Linked DNA regions of Mus musculus: region 2 is linked to region 1. A link is a loop called in an ENCODE intact Hi-C map of the cell type or tissue named here. Cell type or tissue: heart. All regions are shown on one strand. Each heading gives the region's core, and the rest is flanking DNA. Links, peaks and the distances in the headings are about the cores only. Region 1 overlaps Gm35456 (a long non-coding RNA gene). Region 2 overlaps Aars2 (alanyl-tRNA synthetase 2, mitochondrial).

Region 1 (5,364 bases), core at 238-5,237:
AGAAAGCAAGGCCATCCCTCGTCACAAGCTCCTGGAGTTAGCAGCTGATCTGTTTCTCCCTTTCAGAGGGGTCCTCACTGCAGAGAAAACTCTGAAATAGCTGTGGAGTAGTAAGGTGTCTCAGGTACACTTCCCAATACTCTAGGGCTGGGGGCTAGGGAAGGGGAGACCAGGTCAACCTCAGAACTGCTATGGTGAAAGCACCTGCTGCTTTTCAAAAGGGCCCTTGGAAGCCAGGAACAGAAGTGCCCTGTCACTGCAGCATGAGGCTCTGGGCTGGAAAGGGCCTCCAGTAGGTGTGGCCCTTGTTCTGGGCCTCACCCTGCACGTGGCCCTGGCTTCTCAAACACCAGCACCTGCCTGAAACAGGAAATGCCCCCAGCCACGATCCTTCAGAGAAGGCCACTGCCCCAGCCTCCCCCACCAGCTCCGGGCTCCTCACAGTTGTGGCCTCTGCCTCCACAGGCTAACCGGGACTCCATGCACCAGGTGAGCTGAGAAACAAATAAAGCACTATTTGTTTACTAAGAGCCCATAAAAGTCCCCTGGACCAGGCGTGGGGCCTGCCAGGGCGGGCGAGCAGGCACAAGACATGGGAGCTGGGTTCTGCACAGGTGCAGGGCACCAAATCAACAGCTAGCCGCCCCCTCCCCAAAGCCCAAGGCTGGGGACCAGAGTCATTCTTTACTGTCCAGAGTGGTATCCCTGAGACACCCCCTCCCCCTCAGCTCTTCTAGGTCCTGCTGCTGCCCAGGGCAGGAGTCGGGAGACACAAGAGGCCCTGTGTGGGACAGATGTGGCCAGAAGGGGAGGGCAGGGACACAGGGTGGCAGGAACCTTTATCTTTTTTTTCTCCTTTTAACTTGATTACATTTGTATTTGTTTTGTCTGTATATGGGAATGGGGGTGTTTATAGAAGGCAGTTGGGAGGGGTCCTGGGGCTTGAACTCAAGTCTAAACTGACCTGGACTTTAACCATTGAGTGGCCTGTCACTCAACCCCCACTAATCTTGATCCCAGGAACACAGAGGGGGTCAGGAAACATCAGAAAGAGATCAATGCCCCTGAGTAAGTTGGGAGTCTTAGACTTGCCTGGCCTGGCCTTCTGTAATAACAATAAAAATAATAGTGTTGGCGTCTGTGACACACAAGGCTGTGTTCTACCTGCTCTGAAAGAATCTCACTTCGCTCTCAAGTCCAGAGGCCGGAGACAGCCATGCTCCGAATTCAGCAGATGATCTCCTCAAAGCAGAGAAGATACACAGCTTCCACAAAGTCACTCTGCTTGGGAAGAGCAGAGATGCCTAGAAGTTTCGGCACTCAGTGCTCTAATCCTGTTCAACAGCCTGACTTGATAGTTTTGATGCCTAGAGTCTGACTGATGATGTCATGGAAGGGCTCTCCCACAAGGGTCCAGCTAATGGTGGTACCTCAGCTGTGGCAGCTCCCTGAGGCTGGCTTACTGGGACAACTTCGAGACAGTCTTCAAAGGGGCCTGCCCTACTGACACCCAGGTAATCGGTCCTCCCCTCTCTCTTGGGGACAGGGTGCCAGGAGACCAGAGATGGTTGTTAGGTCCCCTACAGCTGAAGTTACCGGCAGTTGTGAGCAGCTTACCACGGAATGCCGGGAAGCAAACTCAGGTCCTTTGGAAGAGAGAGCATCTAGTGTTCTTAACTACTGAGCCATCTCTCTAGCCCCATGGATGTTTGCCAAGACCAGTTGCAAAAGTCCCTTCTACTAGTCCGTAGCGGCCTGGAGAGCGACCCTCTCTCTGCATGCATCAGTTGGTGGGTCTGCGTGTGGTTCCCTACTAAGAGGAGACACTATAAAGGAGCACTGCTCACAGTGGGTGCCTCCACTTCCAGGCCGTGCGACCTCACCAAAATATTGACCTTGCTGGGCCTTTGTTTTCTGTTACAGAGTTCAAAGAAAGTCTCGTATCGCAAGTGTTCAACCTTGCGCTTGCGCATAGTGACAGCAACGCAGCCGACTGGTATTTCTGCTACTTTGGATTAGCCCAAGCCAGCACTGAGCGCGGATGCAGGAGGAATCACAGATGGTTTTCTTCTGTCTGTCTCAGCATTTTGCACAAGGTGTTACACACAGTGGGTGCTCTACAGTCTTATGCCAGAGCCCCTGTAGCAAGATCCTGAACTGAGCAAGCTTGGCTTCGTGATTTTCGGGGGTGCTCTTGGGAAAACTGGAGGGGCTGTGGGGCAGCAGAGCAGGAAGAAAGGGAGTTGTAGAGGATGGTTCTGACTGGTTCGTGGCGACCTTGGGATGGAAATTGTGTCCCTTGTTTGTCCCCACTCCAAGCAAAGGAGAAGGAACCTAGGAGACCTGCAGCCCAGCCTGGGAGAGATGCACTTCCAAGACTGTCCACTATGCGGCAGTAGCTGAGTAGTCTGAAGGGCATTCCGCTGGGAAGGCAAAGGACTACCAAGAATGGATAGAAACACAAAGAGGCGTGCGGAGATCGCTGCCCTCCAGAATGTTAGCTCTACCTCTGAATGCAGAAGCTCGGTGTGACTTCCCGCGTGCTCAGGAAAGAGGATGGGGACGCTAAGTAAGGGGGAGCTCCTGTAACTTACACTGAAGAATGCCGGTCAGAGCCAGGAGACCCACGAAGCAGCCAGTCTCCGCCAGGATTTCACAAGCGCTAGAGCGACTGAGTTTGTCTTAGGAGCCCTGCTGTGTGTCTACCGTGAAGCTAAATCTTCCCAAAATCCACTCATCTAACTCTCCCACGGCTCGGTGTAGAGGAGGAGACAGGGGCGTGAGTGGGGACCTGCTTTGCTTAAGGGCAAAGACGATGTTGGATTAGTCCTCCGAAGATGTAAATTAAAACCGCGGTGAGTGGGCTGGGTATGAACATGCTTTTATTCCAGTACTTGAGAGACAAAGCCTGGTGGATCTTTGAGTGCAAAGCCTGCCTGGTCTCTATAGTCAGTTTCAGGCCAGCCAGGGGTACATGGTTAAACCCTGTCTCAAAATAAAACAAACAAACAAAATAAAATAAAGCCTCCGTAAGGGGTGATAAAAATGGCTCAGTGGCTAAAAGCATGTCCTACCTCTTGCAAAGGACCCAAGTTTGATTCCCGTGCCCATATCAGGTGGTTCACAACTCCCAGAGGTTCTGGTACCCTCTTCTGGCCTCCCAGGGCACCTGCACGTATGTGCATTTATCCATACACAGATATAGAACTAAAAATAAAACAGCTCTAAATGCACATGCATAGAGTGAGATGCCATTCACAAGGGCTAGGATGGCTGTAATGAAAACCCAATTTAAGGGAGTGGAGCCAGGTGTGGTGGCACACACCTTTAATCCCAGCACTTGGGAGGCAAAGGCAGGGAGATCTCTCTGAGTTTAGGGGAAGGGGGAAAAGGGAGGAGGAGGAGGAGAAACAAACGAGCAAAAAAGGGCACAGAAAGCACCTCCCTTCTGGTTCCCTGGTACATGAAGTGGCCATTAGAGGAAATCTCCAGAGACAGTGGAGCACTGGGGAGAGATAGAAGCTGACTTAGACAGAAGTGAGGCTTGGAGCGGTGTGGCAACGACTCCACACACCAGCACACATGTGTGAACTGCCACTCAACTCTACGTTTTGAAAATAGTTAAACAGCATGTTTTGTGTAGATTTTACAAGGTTTTGGGTTGGTTTGGTTTGGGTTTTTTTTGCAATATATTTGTGAGCTGGGAGGTGGTGGCGCACGCCTTTAATCCCAGCATTAGGTAGGCAGATCTCTGAGTTCGAGGCCAGCCTGGTCTACAAAGTGAGTTCCAGGACAGCCAGGGCTATACAGAGAAACCCTGTCTCAGAGGGGGAAAAATGTATTTGTGTGTATGTGTGAGTGCTTTGCCTACATGTATGTATGTACACCTCAGGTATGCCTAGAGACGGTGGAGGCTGGAAGACAATGCTGTAAACTGCCACTTTGGGTCCTCTGCGGAAAGCAACCAGTACTTTTTTTTTTTTTTAATTCAATTTACATCCCAATCATTGTCCCTCCTCCCAGTCACTCCCTCCCCCAATCCTTTTCCCATCCCCCCCTCATTCCCCTCTGAGAGGATGGATGCCCCCCTGCCCTCCCCATATGCCCTACCCATCCTCTCCCACTGATGCCAGACAAGGCAGCCCAGCTAGAAGAACATATTCCACAGTACAGGCAGCAGCTTTAGGGATGTTTAGGGGATCCAGCTGTTCAGGACCCACATGAAGACCAAGCTGCACATCTGCATGGGGAGGCCTAGGTTCAGCCCGTGGTTGTTCTTTGGTTCCGATTCTGGGAGCTCCCAAGGGTCCAGGTTAGTTGGCTCCGCTGGTCTTCCTGTGGAGTTCCTATCCCCTTCCGGGCCCTCAATCCCTCCTGTTCTTCCATAAGAGTTCCCAAGCTCCATCCACTGTTAGGCTGTGAACATCTGCATCTGTCTGAGTCAGCTTCTGGGTGCAGCCTCTCAGAGGACATCCATGCTAGGCTCCTGTCTGCAAAGCAGCCAGCATTCTTAACCATTTGAGGGAAGCAGAATTGAGCAAAAAGTCTGCCAATGCCACGCTGCCAAGGAGACGGAGCTCAGGCTGTTTTTACATATTCTTATTTTTATGCCCTGGCCTTCTGGAGAAACAAAAGCGCTGGCCTTGGCTGCCAGACATTTCCACCATTGCTGTGTGGCCTCCGGCAAATCACTGTGCATTTCTGGGCCTCAGTTTTCTTCCCAGTTGGCTGAAGTTGCTAAGAGACACCTTGCTGTGTCTGAGAAGTGAAGAAATTAACTGGCAAGAAAGTCACGGGATAAATCCCTGACCCCCAATTAAATGTTGTTTTCCTAAGAGTTGCCTCGGTCATGGTGTCTGTTCACAGCAGTAAAACCCAAACTAAGACAGAGCTCTTATGAGAGACTATGGAGCTGGGCGGTGGTGACGCACGCCTTTAATTCCTGCACTTGGGAGGCAGAGGCAGGTGGATTTCTGAGTTCGAGGCCAGCCTGGTCTACAGAGTGAGTTCCAGGACAGCCAGGGCTATACAGAGAAACCCTGTCTTGAAAAAAAAAGAGAGAGAGAGACTATGGACTTCACTGTGTCCTCCTGGCCCTTTCCAGGCTCTAGGGTTTAGCAAGATCATTCTAGATTGGGAGATGTTGAGAGCATCAATGAGGTGTCAGGATCCCCTGAAAATCCTGTCTTCGTGAGGCTGGAGACGGGTGACTCAGTAGATAAAGTTTGTCACATAAAGATGAGGACCAGAGTTCGAATCTCCTGAAAACTCACGTAAAGGACAGATGAGCTTGGCAGCCTGTGTGTCATTCCAATCCTGGGAGACAGAAGAAGGGACTTGATCCCCAGAGCTGTCTAGCAAGGT
Region 2 (5,364 bases), core at 87-5,086, 210 kb after region 1:
GACAGTGCCAGGGTGGACACCATACCTACCCTGAAGACAAACATCTAGGCCGGCTGGAAGGCTGGGAGGGACGGGAAGGGTCCAGGAAGGGACAGAGGAGGGGACACGGCCAGTGGAGGGTAGGGACTGGAGTGGTGAGGGTGGCCCCTGACCTCGGTGAGACGTCCTATGTCCTTAGATAGCCGGTGAGCTTCCGGCAGGTCTCGGCTGCCCTGACTTAGTCGCTCGCTGGCTGCTTCCACCTCCTGAGACAGGCTCTGGCCTACCTCTCGGGCCTATGGGAGGGGACAAGAATGTGAAGGCATACAGTCACCCTCCTAGGACAGGGTCTCACACCTCACTGCAGTCTGGGCAGTATTAGAAATGTTTGCCGGTTGGGGCCAGTCAAGGAACCAGGCCTAAATTAGCTGCTGCTAGCTGCCAGCAGATGCTACGTCCCAGCAGTGTGTGTTACCACTGGGCACTGCTGAGCCTGGGTGTCAGCTGTGTGTTCCCCTCACCCCTCCACCCCCAACCCCCCATTCAGAAGTCTCCAGGGCTTCTAGTATTCTAACCTGTTGGGCCTGCTCCCCAGTGATGGCCAGTAGGCGAGTGATGCCCTTGACCAGCTGCCGTTCCCCAATGATCACCAAGTCTCCCACGGCCCCGGTACTTAGCAGGTGCCTAGAGGAAGTCGGGGAAAGGGGTGATAAGGGAGAAGTCCGAGCCCAAAGCAAGGGATGGTGGCTGCCAAGGTTAAGGGAGGACGAGGATCCAGGGCTCAGGGGCAGGGTGACCCAAGAGTGACTCACGTCCCACAGCACAGCTCCACGGAGGTGTGCATTGCAGCCTGGGAGGCTGGCCCCAGTGCGTGGGCAACAGGAACCCCAACGGACACCACCCGGACGGGGTCTGGGTACACCTGAGAGGAAGGCGGGGCAAGGGCCGTCAGCTGCCTGCAACGGACAAGGGAAGCCTTCCGGGATTACCGTCTACGACTCACCTCATCCAGTGAGCGAAGGCCGGGGATGCGGGCAGTGTGTGCCAGGGGCACTTCCTCCATGAACACAGGCTTATCCTGCCCCACGACTTCCTGCACGTAGCTCTCTACTGTCCGTAGCTGCTCTGTGGTTAGTAGGGTCTGGGAGGGCGGGGACACAGAGCGATAGGCAGAGGTTTTGTAACTGCTTCTGCCCACAAGGTGAGGAGTAACTGGAGGTAAAAGTACCGTCCTGAATAGGGTGGCCTTGCTGAGGTGAGGGTCCAAGGAACAGTACCGTGGTACCAACCCATAGCCCCGGGTCCTCGACAATGGTCGATCCTAGTCTGTCTTGGAGCATGCCACTTCCCATAAAGTCCGTCTTTCTGTGTCCAGCTCACCTGGGTGGCCACGTCAAAGCGCAGCCGCTCGGGGTTGAGATGGGAGCCCCGCTGCTCGGTGGTCGGTCCGAGGGTCTGCCGAAGGGCCCAGCTCAGCAGGTGGGTGGCCGTGTGCTTCACCATGCATCCCATTCGCCAGGCCTAGAACGCTTTTGTTACCCAGGGTCCTGGGTGAGGGCCGGGGAGGGGAGGTGGAGGGGCTACAAGACATCAAGAGCGGCCGGAGTAGGCGCCTTACCTTATCTACATACAGCTGCACTTGATCCCCCACCTGTAGGCGCTCGGGAGCCATGGCCTCATGCAGGATAAAACCCCCACAGAGCTGAGCCCCAGCCACAGGGAACAACATGTCCTGGGGAGAAGAGGAGGTAGTCAGATGACTGCTTGTGGTCATGTCTCGCCACTGGTGTGGCCTCACATCTGCCTCCCACGGGAGCCATCCCGGGTGTCTGACACTCACCTGCTGCCCTGTACGGACAAGGTAGCCTCGGTCTGAAGCCTGACCCCCTTGTTCAGCGTAGAAGTTGGTTCTATCTAATAGGAGGCCACAGCGCTGGCCTGCTCCCACGGAGGCCACGGCTGTCCCAGTCTCTGAATACAGCTGTAACACCCGGGCCTCACAGAGGCCAAACTCTGCCAGAAGCAGAAGGATTTATCAGTGTTAGGGCCCCGGGGATGTGATGATGGGTTTGGGATGAGGCTTTAGAGGGTGAAGGAGAAGGCATTTCCAGATGAAGGAGGTAGTGACCCCTGCTGGATACTTTGGGCAATGCAAGAGGCTGGTAGCTATCATTTCTCTCCTTCCCAGTCAAGGTCAGGTAAGCTTGTGCCTACCAGCCTGGGTCTAGGTTCTCACCATAATCCCCGTTGGGGTGAAGAGTGTAGTTATACTTGGGGCTGTCATCAGTTGTGGGTATGCCTTGACGGTGCAGCTCCTCCAGTGCGTGGACATCAAGACACAATCGGTCCTCCTGATCTGCCTCTGCTTGCTGGGCCCGGTGCTGCAATACAATCGTGTGTGGGTGGCAGGGAGGTGTTGAGGGGGTGTCAGGTGCACAGAGAACTCCATGGGATAGGACTTGAGCCTTTGAAAGCCCTGTCTCTGTGGACCCTGCAGCTTGCGTGGAATGAGACCTAAGGGGGTTTGCTGGCCTCTAGAGAGCTATCTTAGGTGGCTAGTAAACTAGACAGGACAGGCGCCTCAGGGTCAGGTCTCTTTGCCCACAAGCACCCCTGGCCCTTTCTTCTCCTTCTGTTTGGTCACTGGGGCTGATGCTCCTCTCTACAGACCGAGCAGGGCCCGTGGTTCTGTCTCCTTACCTCTAAGGGCTGAGGGAGGAATGGCCGGGTCACTGCCGAGCCTGGCGGCCTGTACCTGAGCCTCCTTCTGGGCTAGCTGCTCCAGTCCTGCCGTGTCCAGCTTCACCCCCTTCTCCTCCAGCATCAGCTCCACCAGGTCCAGGGGAATCCCCAGATTCCCAGACAGCGACAATGACCAGGCCACTTCGGCTGAGGACACAGAGCAGAGGGTTGAGGGTGGGAGTGGCAGATCAAAGGGAAGAGAAGGAAGTAAGCCAGCTTAGGGTTTTTTTTCAGTCACACGAACCCCTCTAGTGTGTGAGGCGCCATCTTGAAACTTTGAAACTTCGGGTTCCAAGGTCAGATAAAGATGAGAACTCAATGCATTTTGGTGGTCTCGGTTTAAGCATGAAGCTGACTTTGGTAACAAGGGCTGGGTGGGTGGGTGGTTAGGAGAGGGGGTGGCAGGGCAGGGTTCCTGTGGTGCTCAGGTTTAAAGCAACTGGGAGAAACTTCCGGCAGAAGCTGGGGACTGGGGGCGGGGTGTGTGAGTCTGAAGTCCTTGGTAGGCCAAAAGCTCTGGGCCTCCGCTCACCCTGGCGAGCCTGAGAATCCCTTTGCTTTGGCCAGGCTCCCAACTCACCAGGGAACAAATCAGAAGGGCCCAGGCGCTTGACGGTGCGATCGATGATCCGCCGGCCCCGCTGCAGGGAGGCCAGGAAGGCTGCCTCATCCTCTGACACCAGGCTGGCTATCTGAACCGAGGCAGGGCAGGGAGTGGATCTGGGTTTCCTTGGAGACGACGGGCTTCTCCCTACAGCTCTCGGGCAGCCTCCCCACCCCCACCCACCCTCCCCACCTCAATCAATACCTTGACTGAGTTCTTCTCAAGTTCTGGATAAGCAGATCCCTGGGGGTGTGGGAGAGAAGAGATAAACAGCCCACCCTTCCTCCTTACCGGCATCAAGGGACACCCGCCCAGGGGGCTCAGATGCTTTGAGAACTGGGGAGGGACTCAAATAAGGAAGTGACTTCCCAGTGGGGCAGGCATATAAGTGGAAGGGAACCCTGAGGTCAAAGGTCCAGCACCCTGAATGAACGTCCTTCCAAGGTCTCCCTGCTTTTTGTGAGCAAGACCAGCTCTCTCAGCCTCCTTGACGGGGTGCAGGACTGGACAGTGAGGGTGGGACACAGCTGGGGCTCAGTGGTAGGCTCCCAAGGGCTCAGAAGGCCTGCAGAAAGGAGGAGGTTCTGTACTTACCAGTGTCTCTACCACCACTGGCACCAGGCTGCCTAGAAAGCCAGGAGGTGCCTGCAAGACCTCTGTGGAATAGCGCACAGCTCGGCGGAGAATCCGACGGAGAACTAGCCTGGAGGGTTTCAGAGCACAGACGTGACCGCCTAGCATCATCCAGCCAGCAATACGGGGAGTGGGGTGCTCGCCTATTCCCTCTGAGCTCTTGACCTGACTTCACCTCCCCATTTCCCCCCTCCCAGCCCTGCCCTTCCAGACTCACGGGGCACCTGACATCCCCGGGGAGACACCGTCAGCAATGCAGACACTGAGTGTGCGGATGTGATCGGCTACCACTCGGTACGCTGTGTCTATCCGTCCCTCATCTGCTGCCCCTACCCGGCCAGAGTAAGGGGGAGCCCCGCAGCTCTGTAAGGCAGGAGAGTAGCCACAGGTGTTGGGCCTGCCTGACCTGGCCCAGGTGCATGCTTGTTCACAGCCATAAAACTGACCACCACATCCTGTAGGAACGCCTGCTGCCCAAGAATGGACATCCTGTGAGAATTCTCTGCACTTGTGAGAAAACTCCCAGAAATCCTAGTTTCTTCAAAACACAAGAGCTGTTCTTGGAATGTGTTTTCATGCTCCTCCATGGGTAGTGGATAGGAGTGAGTTTACTTCAGCTGTTGCTATTCATACGCCTCTATAGAAAAAAATGTTTTTGTCACATGTGGGTTGTATACCTGTGACTGTACACCCCCTACTCTTGTAAGAAGGTGACTCGTTTTATCAATAAATTGTCTGATGCTCTGAATAAAGTTGGTTATTGCATGGGGCTTTAGTCTGCCTCATTTTTAGGTCCCACTCTCCCAGGTTCTCGCCAACAACCAGAGTAGTAAACAATGCCTAGAATGGTCTTCCCAGCACTGGGGAGGCAGAGGCAGAGGCAGAGGCAGGCAGATCTCTGAGTCTGAGACCAACCTAGTATACAGAGCAAATTCCAGGATGGCCAGAGTTATACAGAGAGGCCCTGTCTTGAAAAAAATGAAATACAAAAACCAACAAAACAAAAACAAATGAACAACAACAACAAAACAAAAACAACTAAAAAAACCCCAAACAAACCCAAACCCCAAAGCAACAGAATGGCCTTTTGGAAAAGCCAACGGTGGCATAGGACTCCCTGGACCTTGTGGGGCTAGTGCTGAGTATTAAAAGGCCCATAGTGGCCATCACCTGCTCAATTTCCATGGACAGAGCATCCCTGAAGCACACCCCATCTCTGCTGGCTGGGTCTGTGTCAACGTGACACAAGCTAGCGTCATCTTGGAAAAAGAAATCTCCACTGAGAAACTGCCTCACCGTACTGTCCTGTGGGCAATTGCGCCTGTGGTGTTATTTACTTGATTAATGATGGATGTGGGAGGACCCAGCCCACTGTGGGCAGAGCAATTCCTAGGCTGCTGGTGGTG

The links. Hi-C counts contacts between places; a loop is a spot of excess contacts. Peaks named below come from ENCODE experiments on the same cell type or tissue, not always from the same donor. Only the 100,000 strongest peaks of a DNase experiment are listed, where the experiment ranks them.
Region 2: a loop joins it to region 1, with 3 times the contacts of the local background. A loop is called at or near these places in 1 of 42 quality-filtered maps.

What each region holds. Positions count from the first base shown.
Region 1 is chr17:45,721,469-45,726,832 of GRCm38, reverse strand. Gm35456 (a long non-coding RNA gene) reads left to right here. Exons shown (of 7, transcript XR_385596.4): 1 at 1-489; 2 at 1,197-1,514; 3 at 1,924-2,855. Among named protein-coding and RNA genes, the nearest start is that of Gm35456, 2.7 kb to the left of the region's middle. In heart, for the core only: a CTCF peak has its summit at 2,381; a DNase peak (open chromatin) is centred at 2,412; H3K4me3 peaks cover 1,496 bases; H3K27ac peaks cover 1,747 bases.
Region 2 is chr17:45,513,449-45,518,812 of GRCm38, reverse strand. Aars2 (alanyl-tRNA synthetase 2, mitochondrial) reads right to left here. Exons shown (of 22, transcript NM_198608.2): 6 at 4,176-4,321; 7 at 3,920-4,028; 8 at 3,530-3,568; 9 at 3,302-3,413; 10 at 2,735-2,868; 11 at 2,216-2,360; 12 at 1,820-1,992; 13 at 1,598-1,711; 14 at 1,360-1,500; 15 at 983-1,120; 16 at 792-901; 17 at 555-663; 18 at 153-275. Among named protein-coding and RNA genes, the nearest start is that of Tcte1, 7.3 kb to the left of the region's middle. In heart, for the core only: a CTCF peak has its summit at 2,118 (motif pointing left); a DNase peak (open chromatin) is centred at 2,092.